2 separate regions of the Homo sapiens genome follow, and region 2 is linked to region 1. Evidence: read pairs that join two places in POLR2A ChIA-PET (ENCODE). Cell type or tissue: HCT116. All regions are shown on one strand. Each heading gives the region's core, and the rest is flanking DNA. Links, peaks and the distances in the headings are about the cores only.

Region 1 (12,325 bases), core at 4,326-12,325:
TTTTTTTTTTTTTTTGGAGATAGGGTCTCACTGTGTTCCCCAGGCTGGAGTACAGTGGTACAATCATGGCTCACTGCAGCCTCAACCTCCTGGGGCTCAAGGGATCTTTTCCCCTCAGCCCCCTGAGTAGCTGGGGCTGCAGGCACGAGCCACTGTGCTCAGCTAAGTTTTGTATTTTTTGTAGAGATAGGTTTCTTATTATGTTGCTAAGGCTGGTCTCGAACTCTTGGACCGAAGCAATCCTCCTGCCTTGGCCTCTGAAAGTGCTGGGATTACAGGTGTGAGCCACTGTGCCCTGCCCAACTTCCTATCTTCTGATATGACAACCCCTTTATGACTCAGGGTGCTCACAGATGCAGTTCCACTGGCCCGGACTGCTTTATTTCTCCTGTGTCTTTTTTTGCCTATTAAACTCATGTTTATTCTTTTTTTTTTTTTGAGACGGAGTCTCGCTCTGTCGCCCAGGCTGGAGTGCAGTGGTGTGATCTCAGCTCACTGCAACCCCTGCCTCCCAGGTTCAAGCGATTCTCCTGCCTCAGTCTCCCAAGTAGCTGGGACTACAGGCACTCACCACCACGCCCAACTAATTTTTCTCCTTTTTTTTTTTGGGTCTCACTGTGTTCCCCAGGCTGGAGTACAGTGGTACAATCATGGCTCACTGCAGCCTCAACCTCCTGGGCTCAAGGGATCTTTTCCCCTCAGCCCCGAGTAGCTGGGGCTGCAGGCACGAGCCTGTGAGAGTGAGACAGTGAGACAGTCTCACTGTCGCCCAGGCTGGAGTGCAGTGGCGCCATCTCGGCTCACTGCAGGCTCCGCCCCCCGGGGTTCACGCCATTCTCCTGCCTCAGCCTCCCGAGTAGCTGGGACTTTCTATTTTTTTTTTTTTTTTTTTTAGTAGAAACGAGGTTTCACCATGTTGGCCAGGATGGTCTCGATCACTTGACCTCGTGATCCGCCCGCCTCGGCCTCCCAAAGGGCTGGGATTATAGGCATGAGCCACTGCACCCGGCCATTTAAACTCATGTTTATTTTTTAAGAGCCAAAAAAGGGGCCAGGCGCGGTGGTTCACACCTGTAATCCCAGCACTTTGGGAGGCCGAGGCGGGGCGGATCACGAGGTCAGGAGATTGAGACCATCCTGGCTAACATGGTGAAACCCCGTCTCTACTAAAAAATACAAAAAATTAGCCGGGCGTGGTGGCGGGCGCCTGTAGTCCCAGCTACTCGGGAGGCTGAGGCAGGAGAATGGCTGAAACTGGGAGGCGGAGCTTGCAGTGAGCCGAGATGGCGCCACTGCACTCCAGCCTGGGTGACAGAGCGAGACTCCGTCTCAAAAATAAAAAAAAATAAAAAAAAAATAAGGGCCAAAAAAGAAAAAAAAACAAACAAATCAAAAGCCACCTCTTCAGGGATATCTTCCCTAATTCTTCCAAGCAGAGTTTACAGCTCAGCCTTCTCTGTTCTTGCATTTTCCTTGTTCAGTTAGCTGCATTTGTGTCTGTCCTGCCTAGTGGACTGTGAGCTCTTTGATGGCAAGGGCCATGTCTTAGTCACCTTTTAATCTTTTTTTATGGTATAGAATTTGCATATAAACTTTTAATCTTTAATGCTTAGCATGATGTTTAGTTAATAATTGAAGGAAGGAAAGAATTAAGCAACACTAGATGGAGCTCTGGATGTCACTACTGGAGAGAAGGCCTCTGATTTTTGGGATTTTAAACTAAAATGATCTTCATTTATTAGGCCAGTTAATTCATTATGCAAAAGAGATATAATATTTAATCTTTGCATTTTTTCTGGTAATTGTATGTTTCATCTTTCTCTTATATTAAATACTTTCTATAGTGCTTAAATTATATTGTTATCTCTTTGTTTTTTTATGTATTTATTTTTGAGACAGACTCTTCCTTTGTTGCCCAGGCTGGAGTGTCTTGGCTCACTGCAACCTCTGCCTCCCGGGTTCAAGTGATTTTTGTGTCTCAGCCTCCTGAGTAGCTGGGATTACAGGCGCCCGCTACCACGCCCGGCTAAATTTTGTATTTTTATTTATTTTATTTATTTTTATTTATTTATTTTTTGAGACGGAGTTTCGCTGTTGTTTCCCAGGCTGGAGTGCAATGGCGTGATCTCAGCTCACTGCAACCTCCGCCTCCCGGACTGAAGTGATTTTCCTCCCTCAGCCTCCTGAGTAGCTGGTATTACAGGCATGCACCACCACATCTGGCTAATTTTGTATTTTTAGTAGAGATGGGGTTTCTCCATGCTGGTCAGGCTTGTCTTGAACTCCTGACCTCAGGTGATCTGCCCACCTCAGCCTCCCAAAGTGCTGGGATTACAGGCGTGGGCCACTGTGCCTGGCCGTTTTTATTTTTATTTTTATTTTATTTTATTTTTTGAGATGGAGTTTCGCTCTTGTTGCCCAGGCTGGAGTACAATGGCGCGATCTCAGCTCACTGCAATATCTACCTCCCGGGTTCAAGCAATTCTCCTGCCTCAACCTCCCAAGTAGCTGAGATTACAGGCGCCCGCCACCATGCCCTGCTAATTTTTGTACTAAAAGTACATTTTGTACTAAAAGCTAATTTTGTATTTTTAGTAGAGACAGGGTTTCACCATGTTGGTTAGGCTGGTCTCCAACTCCTGACCTCAGGCGATCCGCCCACCTCAGCCTCCCAAACTGCTGGGATTATAGGGGTGAGCCACCATGCCCAGCCAACTTCTGTATTTTTAGTAGAGACGGGGTTTTGCCATATTGTCCAGGCTGGTCTCGAACTGTTCTCAAGTGATCTGCTGCCTTGGCCTCCCAAAGTGCTGGGGTTACAGACGTGAGCCGCCATGCCAGGCCCCTATCTCTTTATTTATATTTGAATATTTGGGTTTTATTTATATATATATATATATATATATATATATATATATATATATATTTTTTTTTTTTTTTTTTTTTTTTTTTTTTTTTTTGAGACGGAGTCTCACTCTGTCACCCGGGCTGGAGTGCAGTGGTGTGATGCTGGCTCACTGCAACCTCTGCCTCCCGGGTTCAAGCAATGTTCCTGCCTCAGCCTCTTGAGTAGCTGGGAATACAGGTGCGTGCCACCACGCCCAGCTAATTTTTGTATTTTTAGTAAAGATAGGGTTTCACCATGTTGGTCAGGCTGGTCTCAAACTCCTGATCTCGTGATCTGCCTGCCTCGGCCTCCCAAAGTTCTGGGATTACAGGCATGAGCCACTGTGCCCAGCGTGGGTTTAATTATTAATGATGGCCGTGTTCGGAATAGGCTGGACCAGGATAGGTTCAGAGTAGGCACGTTTAGTTGGAATTTTCTGAGTATGAGTGTCGTGTGGAAATTCACAGTGCCACTTGATTGCTGGAGGCCTGAATCTAGGAAGGCTTCTTGGAGTATGGATCCTGTTGAGAGTTTGGAAGTGAAAGTAGTAGTACTTCAGGCAGAAGAGATGGCCTCTATGGAGTCCCAGAAGTGAGGGCCAGGTATGGTGGCTCACACCTGTAATCCCAGCACTTTGGGAGGCTGAGGCGGGTGGATTGCTTGAGCTCCAGAGTTTGAGACCAGCCTGGGCAACATGGTGAAACCCTGTCTCTACAAAAACTACAGAAAAGTAGGCCAGGCACGGTGGCTCACGCCTGTAATCCCAGCACTTTGGGAGGCTGAGGCAGGCAGATCACTTGAGGTCAGGAGTTCGAGACCAGCCTGGCCAACATGGTGAAACCCCGTCTCTACTGAAAATACAAAAATTAGCCAGGCCTAGTGGTGCACGCCTGTAATCCCAGCTACTCAGGAGGCTCAGGCAGGCGAATCGTTTGAGCCTGGGAGGCAGAGGTTGCAGTGAGCTGAGATTGCACCACTGCACTTCAGCCTGGGTGGCAGAGTGAGACCCTGTCTCAAAATAAATAAATAAATAGAGTCCCGAAGTGAAACTGGGCAGGACAAAGTAGCGAGTAGAGGACAGATTGGCCAAGTTGCCTTTGGTCAGTGTCCACCCCTGCTTTGATGGCTGCAGAAGCTTCTCAGGGGACTCACTTGCCTTCTACCCCCAACCCAGGTGAATGCACAAGTTAGTGGCTGGGGCTTTTAAGAGAAATGGTTGAATGCCCATGAGTAGTTGACATATCCCCCACCTCCCTCTGACATGCATGTTTCCTAGTGAAGGGTGAATAGACAGCGGATACCTCATTGGGGCTTGGCAGCCAGGGGCTTCGCTGGCAGAAACAGCTGTCTCTCAGATGCTTCTTGTGTCTGGATCTTGGGAGCCAATGGTCCTTATAAACCAGGGCAGCTCAGTGGGGTAGGGGGCAGGGCAGACTAAGCCCATTCAGCTGCTCTCCAGCCACTCTAGCCTTCAATAACACAATGCTAGTGTAGAAAAGACCTTAGATATCAGCTCATTGGGTGGTTTTTATTTTGTTTCATTTGTTTTGTTTTGTTTTTTTCTGAGATGGAGTCTTATTCTGTTGCCCAGGCTGGATTGCAGTGGCACGATTTCGGCTCACTGCAACCTCTGTCTCCCAGGTTCAAGTGATTCTCCCACCTCAGCCTCCTGAGTAGCTCGGATTACAGGCCCCCACCATCACGCCTGGCTAATTTTTTGTATTTTTAGTAGAGATAGGGTTTTGCTATGTTGGCCAGGCTGGTCTCCTGACCTCAGGTGATCTGCCCGCCTCGGCCTCCCAAAGAGCTGGGATTGCAGGCATAAGCCACCATGCCTGGCCATTGGTGGAGCATAAGACCCCCTGTTCTCTCTAAACCTTACCGGAATAATCGTTGGGAAACCACTGATCTAGTCCTGCCACCTCTTTTTTTTTGAGATGGAGTCTTGCTCTGTCGCCCATGCTAGAGTGCAGTGGCGTGAGCTCGGCTCACTGCAACCTCCGCCTCCCAGGTTCAAGCGATTCTCCTGCCTCAGCCTCCGGAATAGCTGGGATTACAGGCGCCCGCCACCACGCCCAGCTAATTTTTGTATTTTTAGTAGAGACGGGGTTTCACCATGTTGGCCAGGCTGGTCTCGAACTCCTGACCTCCTGATCTAGCCACCTTGGCCTGCCAAAGTGCTGGGATTACAGGCGTGAGCCACCACGTCTGGCCACCTTTTTTTTTTTTTTTTTTTGAGATAGAGTCTTGCTCTGAATCCCAAGCTGCAGTGCAGTAGTGTGATTTTGGCTCACTGCATCCTCTGCCTCCTGGGTTCAAGCAATTCTCCCATCTCAGCCTCCTGAGTAGCTGGGGCTACAGGCGTGCACCACCACACCCAGCTAATTGTTTTTTTGCATTTTTAGTAGACTCAGGGTTTCACCATGTTGGTCAGGCTGGTCTTGAACTCCTGACCTCAAGTGATCCACCCGCCTTGGCCTCCAAAAGTGCTAGGATTACAGGCATGAGCCACCGTGCCTGGCTACCTTCTTGTTAGCAGAAAACATTGAGGCCTTCCTTTTCCCTTTCTGGGAAGAATGCCCCTCTCTGGCTGCCTCCTCAGTGTGAGGTGTGTGGAAGTACAGGGTGTCTGCATCTTACCTGGAAGGATGGAGTCTTGTTGTCAGGTTGGCACTGAGCCCCTCACCCTAGTATCACTGATGTTTCTCCTTCAGACTCTGCTCCTAATGCTGTATAGCCCCCTGTTCTGAGGATTCCTGAGTTGGGGCAGGAGAGGAAGAGTCTGTGGGGAGGAGCCTGGGCAGGACCTGAGAGCTTTGGCTCCTGGTCAACCAACCAACCAAACCTTCATTGAATTCCTATTAGGTGTTAGTGCTGGGGGCACCCAGAGGGGTACAAACAGGGTCCTGGCTTTCAAAGGACTTGCCATCTAGTTAGGGGAATGACACATGAAGAGACTAAGAGGTGTCACTAGGGGGTGAGCAGTCACAGCGCCAAGGGAAGAGACAAGTGGTATCAAAAAGAGGGGGTGACACCCAAGGGCTGGAAAGATCTGAGAAGACTTTTTGGAAGAAGGTGGGACTTAAACTGAGTCTTGGAAGATGCAGTGATTTCCTAGGTTCCTGATTTTCTTCCTTTTCTTTTTCTTTTTTGAGACAGAGTTTCACTCTTGTTACCTAGGGTGGAGTGCAATGACATGATCTCAGCTCATTGCCAAGATCAAGCAATTCTCCTGCCTCAGCCTCCCGAGTAGCTGGGATTATAGGCATGCGCCACCTCGCCCGGCTAACTGTATTTTTAGTTGAGTTGGGGTTTCTCCATGTTGGTCAGGCTGGTCTTGAACTCCCAACCTCAGGTGATCCACCTGCCTCGGCCTCCCAAAGTGCTGGGATTGCAGGCATGAGCCACTGTGCCCGGCCAGGATCCCCCATTTTTAAATGAGGATAATGGACTCAACGGAACATTTGAGTTGTGCTAGCATAGGAAGGAGATTCTAGGCTGCATTCCTAAAACCTGGATATGGGAAATAATAGTAATAGTAGTGGTGGTAGTAGAAGGTACCTCTTATAAAATGCTTCTTTAGGGCTGGGCACGGTGGCTCACACCTGTAATCCCAGCACTTTGGGAGGCTGAGGCGGGCGGATCATGAGGTCAGGAGATCGAGATCAGCCTGGCTAACATGGTGAAATTCCGTCTCTACTAAAAATACGACAAAAAATTAGCCGGGCGTGGTGGCACGCACCTGTAATCTCAGCTACTCCGGAGGCTGAGGCAGGAGAATTGCTTGAACCCGGGAGGCAGAGGTTGCAGTGAGCTGAGATTGCGCCACTGCACTCCAGCCGGGTGACAGAGCCAGACTCTGTCTCAAAAAAAAAAAAATGCTTCTTTAGTGCGTGACAGAGCCAGACTCTGTCTCAAAAAAAAAAAAAATGCTTCTTTAGTGCGAGGAACTGTTCATCTCTATCCTTACGATAGTGCTATAAGGTAGGTATGGTTGTCATCCCATTTTGTAGATGAGAAAACTGAGGTGCAGACTTTCTGGATATTACTCAGCTAATAAGTGGCGAGCCAGGATTGAACCCAGGCAGGCAGTCTGGCCCAAGGTGTTATTGAGCACCAAGCTCCACAGATAAGGGTTTGGTTGTTCTTTTTTTTTTTTTTTGATTCGGAGTCTCGCCCTATCACCCAGGCTGGGGTGCAATGGCATGATCTCAGCTCACTGCAACCTCTGCCTCCCGAGTTCAAGAGATTCTCCTGCCCCAGCCTCCCGAGTAGCTGAGATTACAGGCACGTGCCACCACGCCCAGCTAATTTTTTGTATCTTTAGTAGAGGCAGGGTTTCACCATGTTGGCCAGGCTGCTCTCAAACTCCTGACCTCGTGATCCGCCCGCCTCTGCCTCTCAAAGAGTTGGGATTACAGGTGTGAGCCACCGTGCCTGGCCTAGTTGTTCTTAAGGCAGGGAAATGGAGGCCTGAGGCAGAGGAGTGTCTGGATACACACCAAGTGCTGGCCCCCAACCTGCTTTTCTCTTACTACCACTTCCCCCACCCCAAGGTGCAACTCATCTGCCATATGTAGAAAGGGAGACCTCAGACCTCCAGATGCCTTGCCATGTCTAATACACGGGACCCACAGGCTGGACCCGGTGCTCCTCTCCTGTTCTCTCATCCCTAGATAGGTGACAAGTCCACATCATTGTTTTTATAAAAAATTCAGAGGATGCAATTAATAACATTTCTGTCTTCCTTCCCTCCCCCACCCCAGAGGATTTCAAGTTCTTCTATTATTATGGTAAGGAGTAAGAGTTTGGGATGGGAGCTGGAGAGGAGCGGGAGATGGCAGGTATGAGGCCAAGAGGTCACCTTTCCCTTTCCCTGTGGTGAGGGTACCCAGCTGGACATGGCCTCTGCCTAGTCCTATTCTAGACTCTGTTTGGGGGCAAGGGCTGTCCTGTGGTTTAGCTTCTTTCCTCTCCCAACAGGGGGCTGCCTGGACAGTCCAGGAGTACCTGTGGGCAGACAGCCCTGCAAATACCTGTATTTAGACTTCTGAAAATGGACTTCATGGGGCTGTAACACCTGTGTCTGGGAGCTATGCCTTTAAAAAGGGATAGCTTTTAGGCTGGGCACGGTGGCTCACACCTGTAATCCCAACACTTTGGGAGGCCGAGGCAGGTGGATTAATTTAGGTCAGGAGTTCAAGACCAGCCTGGCCAACGTGGAGAAACCCCATCTCTACAAAAAATACAAAAAGTAGCTGGCATGGTGGCGGGTGCCTGTAATCCCAGCTACTCGGGAGGCTGAGGCAGGAGAATCACTTGAACCTGGGAGGTGCAGGTTGCAGTGAGCCAACATTCTGCCACTGCACTCCAGCCTGGATGACAGAGCGAGACTCCATCTCAAAAATAAATAAATAAAATAAAAATAAAAAGAGATAATTTTAAAAATTAGCTGCATTTCTCCCATTATAAAAGCAGTATCATACTACACAATGGAAGTAAGGCAGAAAAAAAGCAGTGTCAGCTTGTAGAAAATTTAGAAATGCAGAAGTAATCTAATTCTACTACAGGAGATAGTCATTAACACAGTGGTGGACTTGGGCTTGTTCTTACCTTTTCTGAACCTCGTTTTTGGTTCTGTGCATGTGTTTTAATGTGAGCGAGCTCATTTTGTGTATCTAGTTTTGTACTGTATTTTTTTTTTATGTATGTATGTATGTATTTATTTATTTTTTGAGACGGCGTCTCGCTGTCTCCCAGGCTGGAGTGCAGTGGCGTGATCTCGGCTCACTGCAAGCTCCGCCTCCCGGGTTCACGCCATTCTCCTGCCTCAGCCTCCCGAGTAGCTGGGACTACAGGCACCCACCACCACGCCCGACTAATTTTTTGTATTTTTAGTAGAGACGGGGTGGATGGTCTCGATCTCCTGACCTCGTGATCTGCCCGCCTCGGCCTCCCAAAGTGTTGGGATTACAGGCGTGAGCCACCGCGCCCGGCCTGTGTATTTACTTTTTGAAGATGGAGTCTCGCTCTGTCGCCCAGGCTGGAGCTGGAGTGCAGTGGCATGAGCTCAGCTCACTGCAACGTCCGCCTCCTGGGTTTGAGCAATTCTCTTGCCTCAGCCTCCCAAGTAGCTGGGACTACAGGCACCCACCACCAGGCCTGGCTAATTTTTTGTATTTTAGTAGAGACAGGGTTTCACTGTGTTGTCCAGGCTGGTCTCAAACTCCTGAGGTCAGGCAATCCACCTGCCTTGGCCTCCCAAAGTGCTGGGATTACAGGCGTGAGCCACCGCACTTGGCCTTGTACTATCATTATTTAACTTAGCATAGGAAGCAATTTTCTGTCATTATGTAGTTTTAGGCCTTTTGTTTTATTTCAAAATTTTATCAGTATGATAACACATACATTGTTCAGATATTACTACTATTGGGGTTGGAATGCAACTCTTAGCTCTTTCCTCATTAGATTCCTTTAGATTTTCACATTAGATTCTTTTCCTACTTTAGATTAGATTCCTTTAGATTTTCACATTGGATTCTTTTCCTACTTTTTTTTTTTTTTTTTTGAGATTTAGATATTATCAATTGACTTTCTACCATGGAAAATAAGTCCTCATCATTCTTATGCCTTTCTGCAGACATTTCCCTTCCTCCAAAAATACCACCATTTTGGGCAAATTACTATGAACGTGAAAATATTTTTTACAACTAAACTATGTATTACATAGTTTTCTTTTCTTTTTTTTTTTTTTGAGGCAGAGTCTCACTCTGTCATCCAGGCTGGAGTGCAATGGCGCAATCTTGGCTCACTGCAACCTCCTGGGTTCAAGTGATTCTCCTGCCTCAGCCTCCCGAGTAGCTGGGATTACAGGCACCCGCCACCACACCCGGCTAATTTTGTATTTTTAGTAAGAGATGGGGTTTCACCTTGCTGGCCAGCTGGTCTGGAACTCCTGACCTCAAGTGATACACCCACCTTGGCCAAAGTGCTGGGATTACAGGCATGAGCCACTCACTGCACCTGGCCCATAGTTTTTATAAACATAATATTAACTCCTGATATTCCATTTATTCATTTTCTGTTATAAATGAGGTTGTTAAAAGTATTTGTGCACAAAGCTTTTTTTTTTTTTTTTCTTTTTGCCTGGCTACCTCTGTCTCCTCCAAAGCTTTTTTTTTTTAATTTAGGATTTTTATTAAGCTAAATTTCTAGTAAAGTCCTAAGACATGGGAATGAATTTCTTTCTTTTACCTTTTTAAATTTGAAAATTTTTATCTTTAGAGACAGTGTTGTTTTGTTGTTCAGGCTGGAGTGCAGTTGGTGTGATCATAGCTCATGGGAGACTTGAACTCCTGGGCGCAAGGGATCCTCCAACCTTGAGTAGCTGGAACTCCAGTAAGCTTCCTGAGTAGCTGGAACTGCAGGCATGTGCCACCACACCTGGCTAATTAAAAAAAATTTTTTGTAGAGATGGGGTCTTGCTACGTTGTTCAGGCTGGTTTCAAACTTCTGGCTTCAAGTAATCCTCCTGCTTTGGCTTCCCAAAGTGTTGGGATTACAGGCTTTGGCCACTGTGCCTGGCCTTTCTTTTACCTTTTGTTTTGTTTTTTTTTTTTGAGACAAAGTCTCGCTCTTGTCCCCCAGGCTGGAGTGCAATGGCATGATCTCGGCTCACTGCAACCTCCGCCTCCTGGGTTCAAGCGATTCTCCTGCCTCAGCCTCCCAAGTAGCTGGGATTACAGGCGCCTGCCACCACGCCTGGCTAATGTTTGTATTTTTAGTAGAGATGGGGTTTCACCATGTTGGCCTGGCTGGTCTTGAACTCTTGACCTCAGGTGATCTGCCCTCCTCGGCCTCCCAAAGTGCTGGGATTACAAGTGTGAGCCACTGCGCCCGGCCTCTTCTACCTTTTGATTGGAGACTGTCATACATTCAGTAAAGGATCTTAAGTGTACTGCTCAATAAATTTTAGGTATGTATCTGCCATGCACCACCTTGCAGGTCCAGTCAAGATACAGGATGTTTACATTACTCAGAAGGCTCCTCATGTCTCTTCTTATTCCTCATGTGTCTTCTTATTCATCATGTGTCTTCTTAGCAATACCCACCCCATTTCCCCTGGCAACGTAATCACTTTTTTGACTTCTGTCACCATCAATCTATCAATTAGCTTTACCTGTTCATGAACTGGAATGAACGTTTTAAAGGCTCTTGATGCACAAGCAGTGGGCATCTCTTTGGGTGATGTGACTTCTTGACTGCTCCCTGCCAGGGCTACAGCACAGTTATCTCTGTAACCCTGGCCTTAGCTCCTTCGGGGCAGGAGACAGCTGCTCACTGCCCAGGCCTGTGCAGGCATAAACAGACTTGGGGATGGCCAGGCCCAGGGTGGGAGGCATATCTTGGGAAGTGGATTTCAACAGGTGACTTGTTTGACCAGGCCCAGCCGCAGCCCCAGCCCCAGCCCCAGCCCCAAGCCCAGTCTCAGCCACCGTCATCCAACAAGCGTCCCAGCAATAGCACGCCGCCCCCCACGCAGCTCAGCAAAATCAAGTACTCAGGGGGGCCCCAGATTGTCAAGAAGGAGCGACGGCAAAGCTCCTCCCGCTTCAACCTCAGCAAGAATCGGGAGCTGCAGAAGCTTCCTGCCCTGAAAGGTACTTGGCAATTGGTCACAGGGGCTGTTTTACCAGTTCTAGTGGGCATCGGGAGTTGGTGGAATGGAAGTTTTGGGGTATTTTGCGGGGAAGGGAGTTCCAGAGAATGCGGGAAGGGGGTGCCAGGGAGCAGGATGGTGGCAGGGTGGGGTAAGGGAAAGCCCTTGAAGGCAAGCAGGGCATCGCAGTGAAGGACTACAGAGGAGAACCTGACTGCTGGGGCCCCCACAGATTCGCCAACCCAGGAGCGGGAGGAGCTGTTTATCCAGAAGCTACGCCAGTGCTGTGTCCTCTTTGACTTCGTGTCAGACCCACTCAGTGACCTCAAATTCAAGGAGGTGAAGCGGGCAGGACTCAACGAGATGGTGGAGTACATCACCCATAGCCGTGATGTTGTCACTGAGGCCATTTACCCTGAGGCTGTCACCATGGTGGGCACAGGGAAAGGACACAGGGGGGACTGGTGAGGGGCTCTGGAGAAGCCCAGGTGGAGCTCTAACTGGCCCTACCCCTCAGTTTTCAGTGAACCTCTTCCGGACGCTGCCACCTTCATCGAATCCCACAGGGGCTGAGTTTGACCCAGAGGAAGATGAGCCCACCCTGGAAGCTGCTTGGCCACATCTCCAGGTACCAGGGCAAGGGGGCAGATTGGCCGTGGCTGCAGGGAGTGGGGCACTTGGAGGCCTGCAAGTCCTTGGGAACATCCCCTCAGTGGCGTGCCTTTTCCCCTATAGCTCGTGTATGAGTTCTTCTTACGTTTCCTTGAGTCTCCTGATTT
Region 2 (12,487 bases), core at 1,534-9,533, 120 kb after region 1:
TAAGAGATTAAATAAAATTAATGCATTAAAATATACATTAATATTTAAAATATAAACTTATTAGGAAGTTTATATTTTAAGCAGTAAAATGGAGTTTGTAAGGAGACTAGGAAGTATCTGGGAAGATCTGATGGTTTGACTGTAGCCGAGCAGGTGGCCTGTCCTCATCCCCCTGTGCCCCCAGGGCTCACCTAATAACACTGGGCTGGCTCCAGTACCTGTGAGTAATATTTGAGCAACAACCATGGCTGCAGTTGATGGCTCCTGCAAGATCTGTTCCCCTTGTCTCCGGTGCATTGTTACTCAGCATTTTCCCAGCCGCAGAGATGGCTGCGAGGAGAGCTTTGGATGGCAGGAGGAGATCTGCCTTCAGAAAGGGGCAGTGGGGGCTGGGCGGGGTGGCTCACACCTATAATCCCAGCACTTTGGGAGGCCGAGATGGGCAGATTGCTTGAGGTCAGAAGTTCAAGACCAGCCATGACCAACATGGAAAAACCCTGTTTGTACTAAAAATACAAAAATTAGCCTGGCACTGTGGCGGGTGTCAGCTACTCGGGAGGCTGAGATGGGAGAATTGCTTGAGCCCAGGAGGCGGAGGTTGCAGTGAGCCAAGATCGCGCCACTGCACTCCAAACTGGGTGACAGAACAAGACTCCATCTCAAAAAAAAAAAAAAAAAAAAGGCAGTGGGCCCTGTGCAAAATCCTGCTCCCATGCCCCTCTCCCATGGGCCTGGGTCCAGGAGTGTACCCTTGCCCCTCCAAGCTCGTAGCTCTTCTAAGCACCCTCCAGCCCCCTCCCTCAGTCTGGAGCCTTCTCTTTGTTTGTATCCCAGGTTGGGCCTAAAGTCTAGTCTTATAGGCCTGAGTGGAGCAACCCCCTTGTAAGACCCCTCCCCAGAAAGAAGGGTTGGTTTCCAGAAACAGCTGCTGCCTAGATAGGTGGAGACACTGTGTTCCCCAAAGGAAGGGTCGCAAGAGGGGCCTTTGAGAAAGGGTCTGTGGCTTTGCTCCCGGCCAGCTGGCCAGCCGTGAGAAGGGATGGCCAGGCTGTCCAGGGGCATGTTCGCCTCCTGCACATGTGCTAACATTGCGTCGTGTCCCCGCAGCCTGCTGCCACAGGCCCTGGGCGGCTCGTGCTTTCCACATCACAACATAGCAAAGTGATTTCCTCACATTCCCCACTCTTGTCTGCTCCGGGAAGTGGTTTGCAGAACGCTTCTAAATATAAAAGTATGAGACTGATTCTTTCTCTTATCCCTTTGAAACCAGCCGAGGTCCAGCCTCTAGTGAATTTTTGGGCTTGAGTGGAGGAGGAAGAAGGCCAGGAAAAGCTGGTTTGTGTGTGTGTGTGTGTGTGTGTGTGTGTGTGTGTGTGTGTGTGTGTGCGCGCGCACGCACGCACGCATATGGATACATGTACATGTGACCAGGTTCTGAGGATACCCAGAGGAGTGGTGGAAACAGACGAGGGTGAGTAGGTGATAGAGGCTAGGGCTGGGTGCTGGGGCATGCAGAGGAGAGGCTGTAGACTTCAACTATGTTTTTATTTTTATGTATTTGTTTATTTATTTTTTGAGACTCAGTTTCGCTGTATCGCCCAGGCTGGAGTGCAGTGGTGCGACCTCGACTCACTGCAACCTCCATCTCCTGGGTTCAAGCGATTCTCGTGCTTCAGCCTCCCGAGTAGCTGGGATTATAGGTGCCCGACAGTACACCTGGCTAATTTTTGTATTTTTAATAGGGACGGGGTTTCACCATGTTGCCCAGGCTGGTCTCAAGCTCCTGAACTGAGGTGATCTGCCCACTTCGGCCTCCCAAAGTGCTGGGATTACAATCAGGCGTGAGCCACCATGCCCACCGTAGACTTCAACTATGGACAGCTCTGTTCCGCCACCTGTTTAAAAGAGCATTCATTTGCTTCTCCCCCAGAAAAGCCCAATACATTAATCTACTGGGGAGAAGAGCAGGATGTAGGAGAAGGCCACAGAGAAGGATCCTCAAAACATAGTGCTGAGTATGAACAACGAGTAGGAAGCAGGTGAGAGATCTTGCAGGACCGTTCACATGAGTAAGAAATACCTGCCCGTGGAACACCAATTGCATTTTACAAGAGCACATGCAAACAAAAGGACTCATGTGAAACACAATAGATTGGTTGTGGAGGGAATGTGGGTAACAGGGAATTAATGAGTGAAATGAGAAGCAGCCAGTGTGGCATCACAGAAAGAAGGCAGACTTGGGAGCCAGACAGATCCAGGGGCAGCTCCTGAGCCTGCCATTTACTGGGGCATCCTTGACTCCGATTTCCTTGTCTATAAAATGAGGCTGATGGTGTTGAGAGTTCTCTGGATCAGAAATGTGTCCTCTAGGTCGGGCGCGGTGGTTCACGCCAGTCCCAGTCTGTCCGCCAGGCAGGAGGCAGAGCACTTTGGGAGGCCAAGGTGGGCAGATCACCTGAGATCAGGAGTTCGAGACCAGCCAACATGGTGAAACCCTGTCTCTACTAAAAATACAAAAAATTAGCCAGGCATGGTGACGGGTGCCTGTAATCCTAGCTACTCAGGAGGCTGAGGCAGGAGAGATGCTTGAACCTGGGAGGTGGAGGTTGCAGTGAGCCGAGATCATGCCATTGCACTCCAGCCTGGGCAAAAGAGCAAAACTCTGTCCAAAAAAAAAAACGAAAGAAAAGAAAAGAAATGTGTCCTCTATCAGGCAGAATCCTATGGATTAAAAAAAGAAGAAGAAGAAAAAGGCAGTGTGTCTGTGCACAGGATCTAGCAAGAAGTGGGCAGTCAGAGGAACTAGGGCAGCCAGAAGCAGGTGGTCAGATGGGCCTTTTTTTTTTTTTTTTTTTTGAGGGTGGAACTGTTTCTCTCTGTGATTCAATACAGTGGTCACCAGCCACCTATGGCCCCTGAGCACTGGAAGTGTGGCTAGTGTGACCGAGGAAATGAATTTTCAATTTTACTTCATTTAAATTAAATTTAGGCCGGGCGCGTTGGCTCATGCCTGTAATCCCAGTACTTTGGGAGGCCGAGGTGGGTGGATCACCTGAGGTCAGGAGTTCGAGACCAGTCTGGCCAACATGGTGAAACCCCGTCTCTACTAAAAATACAAAAATTAGCTGGGCGTGGTGGCGGGCACCTGTAATCCCAGCTACTTGGGGGCTGAGGCGGCAGAATTGCTTGAACTCAGGAGGCGGGGGTTGCAGTGAGCTGAGATTGCACCACTGCACTCCAGCCTGGATGACAGAGTGAGACTCTGTCTTGAAATAAATAAATAAATAAATTTAAATAGCCTCATGTCGCTAGGGCTGTCATATTGGACAGAGCAGGTTTAAGGAATATTTTAACCTCTCTCTCTCTCTCTCTCTCTCTCTCTCTCTCTCTCTCTATATATATATATATATATATATATATATGTATATATGTATATATGTCTGTATATATACGTATATACATATATGTATATATGTGTGTGTATGTGTGTGTGTGTGTGTGTGTGTGTATAATTTTTTTTTTTTTGAGACAGGGTCTTGCTCTGTCACCCAGGCTGCAGTGACGTGATCTTGGCTCACTGCAACCTCCACCTCCCGGGTTCAAGCCATCCTCTCACTTCAGCCTCCCAAGTAGCTGGGACGACAGGTGGGCGCCACCACATTTGGCTTATTTTTTGTAGAGATGGGGTTTCATTATGTTGCCCAGGCTGGTCTCAAACTCCTGGGCTCAAGTGATCCTTCTACCTCGGCTTCCCAAAGTGTTGAGATTACAGGTATAAGCCACCACAACCAGGCTATTTTAACTTCTTAGAAGCCAGAGAAGATTTTCCTTATTGTATGGGATTGAGGCCACCTATCCCCAAGGGTAGGGTGGGTGAGGCAGGGTTGGGTGCAGGCAGGGTGTAAAGGGCGTCCTCCTCACCACCAGGAATTTGGGGTGAACTGCTGTGGCCACTCTGACCAGGTCTGCAGGCTGTGCTTCTCAGCCTGGATTATTAGTCTCCTAGGCGGGAGACAGAGATGGGTGAAAAAGGCTCGTAAATTGGAATTTATCAGAGTTTTCTGAGCCTGTTTAGAAAATTAATCATTAAACTAAGGCTACAACCAGTCCAAGGTAGTGGTCCTGGCCTGTCTAGTTCACCCCCTGCTTCTGCGGGAAGGACCATGGGAAGCTGGCTCCCAGGCTCCACCCTGGCACTGTTCTCCATGGTGGACTCTGAAGGATCCTGCACATTGGAACCCCTGGGAGTCAGAGACCTGGAAGCACTTTGGGTCCGAACCCCTCCAGTGAATGGCTGTTGAGCCCACAGCAAATCTCTTCCCATCTTCCCTGGGTGATCAGGGGCTGGACTTCTTGTCCTCTTGGATCACTGGGAGCACTGGCTGAGCACCACAGAGGTCTTCCTGAGGCTGAGCTCGTGGCATATTTCCCAGTCTCCTGTTCCAGCAGCCCTGTTGCCTTCCCTGGGATGTATATTATTTCTGCAGGCTCCTCACTGGCGTCTTCAGGAGACAGCTGGCTGCTGTCTGTCCCTCTCCTCTTGGGGCCAAGAATGGATTTGGGGCCAGATCCGTTCCCAGACATGGAGAGTGCTGAGAACTTGTGGTTCCCCTTGGCAATTCTGTTCCAGGTCCTCCTTCCTGCATTCACCTTTGGAAGGGGTCTGCTTAGTCCGAGAGCTTTTGAGTCCTGGGTTCCACGGTTCCTTAGAATTTCTGGGGTTTTTAACTTTCCTGAAAAATAGGCAGACTTTTGTGTGTCTATACTTAATGTGAATTTCATTTAAATATCATAGGGAGGGACTGTAGGCTGATAAAGCGTTACTAAAATTGGTTTCAAGGCTACCATCTTCCAAGTGAGAAAACTGAGACTCAGAGAGGAAAATTAAGTTGGCCAAGATGGATAAATGTAGATGTAGGACAATATTTCAGGTCAAATGGACACTTGAGTGACTTCATTCCCCCACGCGTGCTCTCAGGGTATTTACTGCGTGTCCCAGGCACCAGGGGGGCACAGATGTCTCACACTGGGCACAAATGTCTGCCCTTCCCTCCAGCTTACTAGCTTGGGGGATAAAGCTCTCAGTCACAGCAGAGGCAAGAGTGATGGGGTATCCCAGGCAATGAGATTTCAGTGCAAGTGTGTGGCCAAGGCAGGAGATGGCAGAGGCAGGTCTCCCGGGGAGGCTGCACGGGGCTGCGCCGAGGAACAGAGCAGCTCATCAGAATGATGCTGGATCCCTGTTTGCAGCCCCCAGCTGCCTCAGACCCCACACACCTGCTGTTTGTTAGGTCACTCTTAATCCCTCCCAGGCCTGGTGCTGCATTTACTAAGTGGGCTCTGAGGATTGGCTGTGCGGATGGTGAGTGGGGGAGATTCTGGGGAATGGGCCCCCGTTTCTGTAACTACCTCTGTGATTCATTGCAGCCAGTCCAATGTTAGGTCTTGGTGACTGTTCAGTTGCATGCTGTCATTTCTGTAATTTTACAGATAGGACTGCCTGGGAGGAGGTGGCGATTGACCAGGGTCACCCTCATTAGTGACTGTATCAAACCAGAACCCAGGTTTCCCTAACTTATGTTCCTTCCATCTCATCACACCACCTCACTCCAGCTGCATTTTTCATTCATTGCTACTTCCTAAGAGACTCCACAGCCAATAAAGGGTCACTAAGGGCAAGAGGCATGTACTGGGTATAGCCCTTCCAGCCCCAGAAGAAGATGGGCGGGGTCCAGGTTCTGATGGTGACCCCTGGCTGGGGAGCACCTTACGTCATGTGCCATGTTTCTGTTTTTTTTTTTTTTTTTTTTGACTATGTTGCTCAGGCGGAACTCCTGGCCTCAAGGGATCCTCTTGCCTCATCCTCCCAAGTTGCTGGGATTACAGGCGCTGTGCCTGACTCAGCTGGCTGGCATTCTTGTCTCTCCATGCTTGGATACCATGTGATGCCGGACCCAAGGCCTTACTCCTGCCATTAGAGGTTAATCTGCCCCCTCCAGGGCCTCCTGGGAGTGGGACAGGCAAGTCTGAGTTTCGGTTTTCACCGGAGATGTAAGAGCTGGCCTGCTAAATTGTTTCTGCCCCAGTCCTTGGTGATCCTGTTCTGTTTCTCTAATCTGGATGTGGGAACCTCTCCAGATACTGATATTAAGTCCCAGGATAGGAAAACTCAGCAGGGTCCCTGGCTCTGCTCCCTCTTGCTCTGCTTAGGGCAAGGTCTGGGATGGATTTTGGAGGGCTCCTGTTGGTGAACCTGGGACCTTTTGTAGACCCTGGGAAGACAGAAGGGGAGCAGAATTTTGTGCTCTGCAGCTCACTGGGTCTTGGAGTCAGCTTGTCCATCTTCAGTGACTTCTGAACCCTTATGCTCTGGGCTCACCATCAGACAGTCTGGGTTGCTTGCACTGAAACCACATACAGTGTACTGGTGGTAGTCGGGGGAGACATTCTAAATCCTCAGAGTCACAAATAGCCCTGCAGCATTTTGTGTTTCTGCCAACCTGGGTAAAAGGGAGATGACTGGACTTACTGTTCACTCAAATGAGTTATTCCTGTAGTGATTGAGACTGTTCTTCAAAACGTTACAAATGTGGCCAGGCATGGTGGCTCATGCCTGTAATCCTAGCACTTTGGGAGGCTGAGGCAGGAGGATCACTTCAGCCCAGAAGTTCAGTACCAGCCTGGGCAACCTAGGGGGACCCCAATTCTACAAAAACAATTTGAAAATTAGCTGGGCATGCAGGCACGTGCCTGTGGCCCCAGCTACTCAGGAGGCTGAGGTGGGAGAATTGCTTGGGCCTCGGAGGTTGAGGCTGCAGTGAGCCGTGCTTGCATCACTGCACTTCAGTGTGGGGCGACAGAATGAGACCCTATTTCAAAAAGAAAAAAAATGTCTCTGGGCCACACACATTTGGGGTGGCTCAAGAGCAGTCCAGAGTTATCAGTCAGATCTTTAAGGTATGAGGTCTGCAGTACAGTGCACTGGGCCCTGGGGGAGGATTAGGTAGGCTATTCAGGGGTTGGGGAGGCACCCTGGGCCCTCTGGCTTGGCCTTCAGAGTTTCCAAGTGGTGGGGACTTGAGAGGAAGTTTGTCCTCTGTGGGTCAGGGAGCCCCGGGGCTGCTCCTCCCCTGGAACATTTATGCTTCTCAGGTTGAGGGCTGCTTCTCCTGGCCTGTGGCCTGGCGCTGTCTCCCTACACTGGGAAGCTGGCAAACCTCTCCCTTGGGGGTCTATGTATGCCCTACAGGAGCCACCCACCTTGACCTGGACTCTAGGGGCCATCTGGCATTCGGGATATTCCCTACAGGGACCCAGGCCGTGGAGCCGGGGACTGAATCTTTTTTTTTTTTTTTTTTTGAGATGGATCTTGCTCTGTCACCCAGGCTGGAGTGCAGTGGCATGATCTCGGCTCACTGCAACCTCTGTCTCCCTGGTTCAAGCGATTCTCCTGTCTCGGCCGCCCAAGTAGCTGGGATTATAGGCACGCGCCACCATGCCCAGCTAATTTTTGTATTTTTAGTAGATATGGGGTTTCATCATGTTGGCCAGGCTGGTCTCGAACTCCTGACCTTGAGTGGTCTACCTGCCTTGGACTCCCAAAGTGTTGGGATTACAGGCATGAGCCACCGCACCCGGCCAAAGGACTGAGTCTTTAGTGTGGTGCTGGTGTGGAAGTGTCAGACACATATGTGTGGCTGATTGACTTGGGGTGTGGGAGATCCTGCAATTATTCACACAGTCATGCTCCACCATGCAAAATCCCCATGCCTCTGTGGAGCACACTCCTGGAGGACTTCTGGGCCGGTAGCATCAAGCTCCCCACTCAGCCAGGGTCTTTCTATCTCAGCCTGGTCCTGAGACATCTGACGGATGGCGTTTTCTTTTACCATGTTGGCCAAGCTGGTCTCAAACTCCTGATCTTGTGATCCGCCCGCCTTGGCCTCCCAAAGTGCTGGGATTACAGGCGTGAGTCACTGCGCCTGGCCGGATGGAATTTTCTTTAATGAGAGAGAGAAGTTGATTGATAGAATCAAACAGTGATGTGTGGCAGATTCTGAGGCCTATATAGGTCCTGGGGGTGTTTTTCCTAAACCAGGAGTTCTAGCTCCTGAGAGATGGGTAGTTGAGTGGCCCAGATGGATCCTTGGATTGAAGCAGCCAAAATTACTTAGAGTGGGAGTGCCTAGGAAAAACTTCCTGCTGCTCCCTGCTCTCTGTAACAATTGTGTTTACACATATGTGTGTGTATACACGCACACATATGCACACATGGGCTGGCTGGGCCTGAGCCCAGAGAGCAACACGGAGGGTGGGCACCAGACCAGATGCTGGCGGGGGTGGGGGTGGAGGGCAGGCACGGGAGACGCAGGCAGAGTGAGTGTCTGCATATAGATGGCTGTTAGGGAGCCAAGGAAATGGCTTGGAAAATGTCCTTATTGGGTGTTTGCAGCTCCGGCTTTGTTGGGGTCGGCGCCTGGTGTGGGCAGATGGCCCTGTCTGCCTGTTGTTGCTGAGGGCTTCTTGCCTGCTGAGCCCGGTACGGCAGGCTCATACCGGGGAAGCAGCACCCTCTGCGTTTTGTGCCGTGTGTGGGCTTTGTGAATGTGAACCCGTTAGCCCTTACTCAGGTGGGGTGGTGGCCGCTGTCCCCATTTCACGGCAAAGAAGGGTGCAGAGGCCACACTAAGGTAGCGTCACTAGGGAGCAGCGGAGGCAGGGCTGTTTGGCAGCAGCAAAGCTGCACATGGAGCTGGCTGCCTCCGGGGTCACGTGGCCTGCATCTCCATGGGGGCTTGTGTGCAGTGGAGGGGGTTGCATGGCATGGCCCGGTGGCAAAAGAGGAGGCAGCCTCGGGAAGCCCAGGACCTTTCCCAGACCACAGTCCTGGGGGCATACTCAAGTCAGGGGGCGGGGACAGGAATGTGCTGGTGACTACATCACCTTGAGGCAGGTACCACCTCAATCCCGAACCGCCTGCCTTCTTCTCTGTCATTGCTGTCCTCCATTTCTTGTTATCAGCAAAGCTTCTGACAAAGCAAAAGTAGAGTCCCTTACTTCCCAGCTCCTTTCTTGGAGTCTGACCTTTCTGCCAGGTCTCCTTTGTCTGCTTCCCCAAAACAAAACAGCGGACCAAAGCCAGGCACAGTGGCTCATGCCTATAATCCCAGCAGTTTGGAAGCCGAGGTGGGAGGATCGCTTGAGCTAAGGATTTCAAGACCAGCCTGGGCAACATGGCAAAACCCTGTCTCTATAAAAAACTAGCTGGGCATGGTGGCACATGCTTGAGGTCCCAGCTACCTAGGAGGCCGAGGTGGGAGGATCACTTGAGCCCTGGAGGTCAAGGCTGCAGTGAGCCGTGATGGCACCACTGTACTCCAGCCTGGGCAACAGAGTGAGACCCTATCTCAAAAATAGCCCAACAACAAACAACAGGCCAACGTCCCCCGCTGCAAGCTGGGCAGATGGCCAGGCTGGGCACACCACAGACTGTCTTCTGAGCAAACATGGGTGCCGCAGCACTGGGCCAACCTGAATAAAGAGCCTCATGGTTGAGGTGCGTATAGCAGGGGCTGGGGGCTTGGAGCAGACCTGGGAGCTGCATTCTCTGCCTTTTGAAACATCTGCTGGGCGGGGTGGCTCACGCCTGTAATCCCAGCACTTTGGGAGGCCGAGGCGGGTGGATCACCTGAGGTTGGGAGTTCGAGACCAGCCTGACCAACATGGAGAAACTCAGTCTCTACTAAAAATACAAAATTAGCTGGGCGTGGTAGCTCATGCCAGTAATTCCAGCTAGTTGGGAGGCTGAGACAGGAGAATCGCTTGATCCCGGGAAGCGGAGGTTGCCGTGAGCTGAGATTGTGCCATTGCATTCCAGCCTGGGCAACAAGAACGAAAACTCTGTCTCAAAAAACAAAAAAAAGAAAAAAGAAACATCTAAAGTCTGTCCCAGCCAAGCACTAACCAGGACCTTCTGTGAGCTGACGTCAGGACAGAGGCCCCCTCGGGGCCAGCTTTGATGTTTCCCAGGCCCAGTCGTTGGGGCACAGGGGGCTCTGAGTGGCAGTCTGGGAATGCAGCATCTCTCACCACAGCTATGGAGCAGTCCAGTCCCAGCCCCAGGAGTGGGTGCTGGAGGCTGAGCTGGGGGTGGCCGAGGCTGAGCTGGGGTCTCTCTGAGTCACGCTGTCTCTTCTCCCAGCTTGGGTTTCTGTGGCAGGTGGTCTGTGGTTCCTGCAAGCTCAGGGCCCCTTCCCCTCTATCCCACCCACCACCTGCTTATTGCCTTCAGACTTCTCTGCTGTGGCAGCTCCTTCCCTGGCCAGGGTCTGGGAGTGGTCCTGGCACTTGGCAAGTGGAGAGCCTTCTAATCTTCTTAGAAGTTGAGTCCTTGAGCAGGAGGGGTGATCATGAGAATATTAACAGTAGCTGCCATTTACTGAAGATGAACCATTTGCAAGGCACTTCATGTATGTTTCCAGGTTTACAACTCATGACAGCCTTGTGAGAGAGGCAGAGGAAGCTGAGACACAGTCTGTGTTACTTACCCAAGGTCAGACACACTGAGTGTAACAGGTCAGGATCTGAGCCCAGCCTGTCTCATTCCAGCCCCTTAGCTGCTCCTCTGTGTGGGTGAGACTCCTGGCTCCCCACCATGTCTGCAGAAGCTGAGCGAGGAAGTGGGGGCTTGTCCACACTTCGAAGGCAGGTGATCTCTCTTTGGTCTTTGACAAGCCTCCTGGAGTTGTGGGTCAAAGATCCTAGGATTTTGGGCAGGGCGCCATGGCTCACATCTGTAATCCCAGCACTTTAGGAGGCCGAGGTGGGTGGATCACTTGAGGTCAGGAGCTCGAGACTAGCCTGGCCAACATGGTGAAACCCTGTCTCCACAAAAAATACAAAAATTAGCCAGGTGTGGTGGTGCGTAGCTGTAATCCCAGCTACTCGGGAGGCTAAGGCATGAGAATCGCTTAAATCCGAGAGGTGGAGGTTGCAGTGAGCCAAGATTGCACCACTGCACTCCAGCGTGGGTGGCAGAGTAAGTAAGACTCCGTCTCAAAAAAAAAGAAAGGTCCTAGGATTTTGGTGAGTCACATTTGCAGAGGCCCACTGGGGACTCAGTCTGATTCTGCCCATCTGTGTCATGAGAGGTGCTCCAGAAGTACCCCGTGAACCAGTTCTTGCCCCACGCTTCCTCAGAGGTCACTTTGGTTCAGGCAGTGCTTGCTGGGTGCCTTTGTGTGCCTGACATTGTCTGCAAGAGGTGTGTCCACACACTACCTGGCAGTCGGGAATGTGACTCCTCATTGTAGGATCAGATGCTTCCAGGGTTGTTTCTGAGTCCCTGGGCGGGGATGGGAAGAGCACAGAGTTGGTTTCTTTGGGTCATAGTCCTGGCTCTGCCACATATGAGCTATTTGATCGTGGGCAGATTCCTTCTTGTGCCTGGACCTGGGTTTACCCATCTGTACCACGGTGCTGAGCAGGAACAGAGCCCTATTCCTGTGGATCATTTGGAAATGTGTAGGGATGTGTTTGAATTGTCACAATGCCGGGAGGGCAGATTTGTTAACTTGCACAGCAGGTGGAATAGCTCACCCAGAGAACCATCAGTGCCACGCTGAGAAGTAATGGGCTGCTTGGAGCTGCTTCCAGCTCCATGACTGGGTTTTGTGTCAGGAGATGTGGGCTGGCACCTATGAGCATGTTGGGAGACGGACCAACACCAGGGGCAGCCCCTCATCTGGACCCAGCCTGGGGGATCCTGGAATTGTCTTGACACTGACTTTATGAGGAGACTGATTCTCATGCCATAAAGAACAGAACCCCACCTCCAGGGACTTGGAAGGGGCTCTGTAGGCCAAGATTAGTTTCCAGTGGTTTGGGAAGGGATGGAAAAGACTCCGTTAGTACCTTTCTGCCCTTGCCCAGCCAGTTTGGCTCAAGGCAGAGCCTGCTGCTTCGTGTAGCAGTTCCAGGTGGCCCATTTCTTCTTCCGGGGGCGGGGGGATCAGGGAGTCCTCTTCTGTGTTCAAGGCCCAGTGGCTCCAGGCCTCTGCAAGTCGCCCACGCGGGCTAGGAACAAAGTCCAGTGTGTTGCTCCTGCCGCCGCCGTAACCATGCCACCCACCTGCCCGGCTCTGCCCTCCGCCTCCCTAAACCCATCTGCCATACAGTGTAGGCTTCTTCCTCTTTCCTTTGTTCCCACTGACTGCAGTTCCACCTTTGGTTGCGGGGACCCTGTGGCCAGAGCTGAACTATAATGGTGCAGGAAGGGGAATGACTTCAAGTGGAACTCTGGAACCACATGGCTCTCCTCTTAACACAGAGAAGCTGACCTTGGCCACAGATGGATTTTCAGGGATAAAGAACAGGACATGGGGCCGGGTGCGGTGGCTCACGCCTGTAATCCCAGCACTTTGGGAGGCCGAGGCGGGCGGATCACGAGGTCAGGAGATCGAGACCATCCTGGCTAACACCGTCAAAC

The links. ChIA-PET counts read pairs that join two places held together with the same protein. Peaks named below come from ENCODE experiments on the same cell type or tissue, not always from the same donor. Only the 100,000 strongest peaks of a DNase experiment are listed, where the experiment ranks them.
Region 2: POLR2A ChIA-PET joins it to region 1 with 5 read pairs; 10 of 35 experiments call an interaction of 5 or more read pairs at or near these places.

Annotation. Positions count from the first base shown.
Region 1 is chr6:42,995,133-43,007,457 of GRCh38, forward strand. PPP2R5D (protein phosphatase 2 regulatory subunit B'delta) reads left to right here. Exons shown (of 16, transcript NM_006245.4): 3 at 11,331-11,547; 4 at 11,779-11,978; 5 at 12,064-12,174; 6 at 12,282-12,325. Among named protein-coding and RNA genes, the nearest start is that of MEA1, 13 kb to the right of the region's middle. In HCT116, for the core only: no CTCF peak of the experiment used is centred there; no DNase peak of the experiment used is centred there.
Region 2 is chr6:43,115,267-43,127,753 of GRCh38, forward strand. The region is part of intron 1 of PTK7 (protein tyrosine kinase 7 (inactive)); the gene reads left to right. Among named protein-coding and RNA genes, the nearest start is that of PTK7, 45 kb to the left of the region's middle. RefSeq lists enhancers at 3,917-4,836, 4,837-5,756. In HCT116, for the core only: no CTCF peak of the experiment used is centred there; DNase peaks (open chromatin) are centred at 5,885 and 7,968; H3K4me3 peaks cover 1,588 bases; H3K27ac peaks cover 3,172 bases.